2 separate regions of the Homo sapiens genome follow, and region 1 is linked to region 2. Evidence: read pairs that join two places in POLR2A ChIA-PET (ENCODE). Cell type or tissue: GM12878. All regions are shown on one strand.

The links. Peaks named below come from ENCODE experiments on the same cell type or tissue, not always from the same donor. Only the 100,000 strongest peaks of a DNase experiment are listed, where the experiment ranks them.
Region 1: POLR2A ChIA-PET joins it to region 2 with 5 read pairs; 1 of 35 experiments calls an interaction of 5 or more read pairs at or near these places.

The regions. Positions count from the first base shown.
Region 1 is chr7:77,156,149-77,158,648 of GRCh38, forward strand. The region is part of intron 1 of CCDC146 (coiled-coil domain containing 146); the gene reads left to right. The region is part of intron 1 of LOC124901678 (a long non-coding RNA gene); the gene reads right to left. Among named protein-coding and RNA genes, the nearest start is that of CCDC146, 35 kb to the left of the region's middle. In GM12878, no CTCF peak of the experiment used is centred here; a DNase peak (open chromatin) is centred at 1,453; H3K4me3 peaks cover 361 bases; H3K27ac peaks cover 807 bases.
Region 2 is chr7:77,389,930-77,392,429 of GRCh38, forward strand. All of the region lies in intron 5 of GSAP (gamma-secretase activating protein), which reads right to left. Among named protein-coding and RNA genes, the nearest start is that of GSAP, 25 kb to the right of the region's middle. In GM12878, no CTCF peak of the experiment used is centred here; a DNase peak (open chromatin) is centred at 1,422; H3K27ac peaks cover 993 bases.

The DNA of each region.
Region 1 (2,500 bases), 230 kb before region 2:
TCATGGATTACACATGCGTATAATCTAAGAGGTAACTGTTTAACATGTCTGAACATTAACTTTAAAGGCCAGATATGCACTTGAAGCTTTCTTTCAGAGTTTTGCTATTTGTGCGTTTGTGTGGTTTTAATTGAAGGTAGTTCAAACCCCATTGTTACTTTAACACTTCAATTATGAGGCAATTTTTATCTGTACATATTTACTGCAAGAGTTTTCATTTTTCCTTTAAGATTCTTTTTGTTTTTCCTGTAGGACTCTTTTCTTTTCAGGATTCTTTTTTCGAAAGTCCTCTTTATCATTCCTTTTAGGAAAAAAAAAAATGTTGTGATTTGATTTGTTGGGTCTTTGAATAACATTTTTACTTTCTTTTTTAAAAAAAGCATCTCCATAAATATATATACCTACTATGTACCCACAAAAATAAAAATAAATAAAATAAAATATGTATCTATATCTTAAAAAATGTTTCAAGTCTAACATTGTCTTTGTATGGTAAAAATGAGCATTGTATAATTGTACTTAGAATATAAAATCTAGGCAGGAATAACTGCAATCATTTTATCTGTGGCTTTTAGGACTATTAAGTTAGTTCCATCTGATTTTGTTGTTGTTGTTGTCCATTAAATGGATCTGAGGTATGCCTCATGTCAGATTGGCTGCCCAATATTCTGAGCCTGTCATATAGTGGACCGGAGGCCCCATAGGATGAGCCTTAAATTTTATAGACTTTTTATGTTATCTCCAAAAGATAATATACATATAATTACCAGAGATACACTGACAGAATTGAAGGCACTTGTCATACAACTTTATACCACAATTTTTGTAACCCTGTTTTGAAGTTTCTATGTTTTTTAACATGTTAGGAAACTAAAACAAAACAAAACAAAAAAATGGAAGTGTCCCAGAGTTCTCCCTTCCTCCAAGGGGTCAGCTCTGAGTTCCTGTAGAAACATGTTGTAATTAACCTTGTAGAGCAATGGGCTGCTGGGGGAAGGAGCACCCAATCTTATCTTCAGGGCAGTCAGAAGAGCCAAGTCACAAAAAAGAACACTCAGGTTCTGTGTGGGACTAGGAGAGAAATAAATCATGTTCAACTTTACATTACACCCTGCTGTTTCTAAAATGAGCAAAACCTGTGCTTGTTCAATGATGAGTAATATTGAAAGACCGTGTGGTTTTCTGCTACAGCTTTCTTGAAGCATTGCCATTTTATTGTCCAAAAGTCACATTGTTTGTGTATCCTGCCCCATTCTCTGGAGCATGCAGTATTTGGTTTTTACACATGCTCCTTGTAACTATCTAGAAATGTTTCCTTAATAATTCAAAATCAAAACAAAATGATGATCACCTATGTTTCATTTGAAGAAGAGGAATTACTGATGTGTATTACAAAACAAGGGGTACCCTGCAATGTTTATTGCTTAATTATTCTTTGTGAAGCTTCCTATTTTGGCTTATTCATGTCTTCTGCTTTCTTAAAATCCCCTTAAGGCCACATCCTCTTCTCTTCAGACTCCTACAGCATCTCATGGTACTGCCTTGCCTCCTTCCAGTGGGGGCTGCTTCTCTGCAGAACTTGCTATGCCAGTGGTGCTCCCTGTAAGTGTGCAGTGTGTGGCCACCCTGTTTCTGTGGTCCAAGTTATCATAGCACCAATTTCAGTTAAAACGTTTAGAATTTTATGTCTGTGATTTTTTGATTAACTTGTCTTGCTGCCAGTCTCTGCGTCCCCTAAGGTCAGGAACCTTGTCTGGTCTTGCTCACCATGGTACCTATCTCCTACCCATAGCACAGTGGCTGGGTCCCAGCCTCCAGATTGTTTCCTTGCCTCTAAATTCACACATTTTCCAAGCCATTCTTCTCAGCAATATTGTCAGCAATATCTTTACAACTCTGCCATGGCTCCCAATGCCTAGAGTTCAAGTCCCAAATTCCAGGCTACCAGTTACTTTTTCAGCCCTATCTACTCTCCTAAGAACGTTGCTTTTTATTTGGGCTTATTTTACCTCAGCTTATGTGACAGAGAACTAGTTCTTTCCCTGCCTTACTTTCTCTTCAGATTATACATTGTTTGCATATTTGTAAATTCTTTATAGGAAAACTCAATAAATATTTATTTAATTGATTTAGGCATTCTGGAGATATAAGTCTCTAGAATTACCATACCTGATGGCTATGTAGTTCTTCCTATGCCAGGAATTTAAGGTGTTATATTAAACATTCTCTGTTCATATCACCGTAGCCTGAGAATATACTTTATTCTATTATTTTATTTACAGCTGTCAATCATATTGCCTGCAATATGGAACTATTAATACAATGGGCTTTGCAATCCTATATATTAACTGTCTTTGGATATTTATTGTTTTTTTTTGTTTTTTGTTTTGAGACAGAGTTTCACTCTGTTGCCCAGGCTGGAGTGCAGTGGCGCTATCTCGGCTCACTGCAACCTCTGCCTTCCAGGTTCAAACGATTCTCCTGCCTCAGCCTCCTGAGT
Region 2 (2,500 bases):
TCCTCTCCAGCACCTGTTGTTTCCTGACTTTTTAATGATTGCCATTCTAACTGGTGTGAGATAGTATCTCATTGTGGTTTTGATTTGCATGTCTCTGATGGCCAGTGATCATGAGCATTTTTTCATGTGTTTTTTGGCTGAATAAATGTCTTCTTTTGAGAAAGTGTCTGTTCATATCCTTCGCCCACTTTTTGATGGGGTTGTTTGTTTTCTCTTGTAAATTTGTTTGAGTTCATTGTAGATTCTGGATATTAGCCCTTTGTCAGATGAGTAGGTTGCGAAAATTTTCTCCCATTCTGTAGGTTGCCTGTTCACTCTGATGGTGGTTTCTTTTGCTGTGCAGAAGCTCTTTAGTTTAATTAGATCCCATTTGTCAATTTTGGCTTTTGTTGCCATTGCTTTTGGTGTTTTAGACATGAAGTCCTTGCCCATGCCTATGTCCTGAATGGTATTGCCTAGGTTTTCTTCTAGGGTTTTTATGGTTTTAGGTCTTACATTTAAGTCTTTAATCCATCTTGAATTAATTTTTGTATAAGGTGTAAGGAAGGGATCCAGTTTCAGCTTTCTACATATGGCCAGCCAGTTTTCCCAGCACCATTTATTAAATAGGGAATCCTTTACCCATTTCTTCTTTTTGTCAGGTTTGTCAAAGATCAGATAGTTGTAGATATGCAGCATTATATCTGAGGGCTCTGTTCTGTTCCATTGGTATATACCTAAGCTAAATGACGAGTTAATGGGTGCAGCACACCATCGTGGCACATGTATACATATGTAACAAACCTGCACGTTGTGCACATGTACCCTAAAACTTGAAGTATAATAATAAAAATAAAAAATAAAAAAATACAAATCAATTACAAAAAAAAAATAGCTGGGCATGGTGGCACACGCCTGTAGTCCCAGCTACCCGGGAGGCTAAGGCAGGAGACTCGCTTGAAACCAGGAGGCGGAAGTTGCAGTGAGCCAAGGTTGCGCCACTGCACTCCAGCCTGGTGACAGAGCGAGACTCCGTCTAAAAAAAAAAAAAAAAAAAAAAAAAAAAAAAAAAAAATTAGCCGGGTGTGGTGGCACTCATCTGTAGCTACTCGGGAGGCTGAGGCAGGACAATCACTTGAACCCAGGAAGCAGAGGTTGCAGTGAGCTGAGATCACACCACTGCACTCCAGCGTGGGCAACAGATGAGGCTCCGTCTCAAAAAAAAAAAAAAAAAAAAAAGAAAAAGAAAAAGAATAACCATATATTTGGCTTTTTTTTTTAAGCAGGAATTTGTACCCAAAGGAGACAGCCAGCTATCAGCAAGATTTTCTTACCTTTAAAATGGGAAGATCTTTGAAGGCAGAAAACACCTTTCTACACTAATTTTTCCCTTCTCAAGTACAACCCAGACATTTGACTAATACTACTAGCATAATAAGAGCCAACCTTTGCAAATAGTAATTTCTCTCAATAACATACCATGTGCTTTCACAGTGAAAAAGGAAGCATCGTGAATTAAGATTCTAGAGACATCAGTTCTAGTTTCAGTTCTGCCATTATCCTGGTATTTACTTCACAGCAAATCACCAAGCTTTCCTAGGCCTCAATGCCTCATTATTAAACATAATAAAACATGCAGGGCAAGGTGCTCACGCCTGTAATCCCAACACTTTTGGAGGCCAAGGCAGGAAGATCATTTGAGGCCAGGAATTTGAGACCAGCCTGGGCAACATAGTGAAACCCCATCTCTACAAAAAAATGAAAAAAATATTAAGAACAAGCTGGACATGGTGGTGTGTGCCTATAGTCCCAGTTACTCAGAAGGTTGAGGTGGGAAGATCACCTGGGCCAGGGAGGTCGAGGCTATAGTGAGCCATAAGAATGTCAGTGCACCCCAGCTTGGGCAACAGAGCAAGACCCTGTCTCAAAAATAATCAGAATAAAATGAAAGACCAAAGAACCAGATTACTTCTACAATCCCTTTCAGCCATAAAATCCCATTATTCTATGAGGTGCTAAATTAAGAATTTTGATGGCCGGGAGTGGTGGCTCACACCTGTAATCCCAGCACTTTGGGAAGCCAAGGCGGGTGGATCACCTGAGGTCAGGAGTTCGAGACCAGCCTGGCCAACACGGGGAAACCCCGTCTCTACTAAAAATACAAAAATTAGCCGGAAGTGGTGGTGGATGCCTGCGGTGCTGGCTACTCAGGAGGCTGAGGCAGGAGAATCTGAACCTGGGAGGCGGAGGTTACAGTGAGCCGAGACCACACCATTGCACTCCAGCCTGGGTGACAGAGCAAGACTCCATCTCAGGAAAAAAAAAAAAAGAATTTTGAGAATCAAGATATCAGTGGAGACTGGACACAGTGGCTCATGCCTGTAATCCTAACATATTGGGTGGCTGAGGTGGGCGGATTCCCTGAGCTCAGGAGTTCAAGACCAGCCTGGGCAACATGACTAATCCCCTCTCTGCTAATAACACAAAAAATTAGCCAGGCGTGGTGGCGCACACTTGTAAT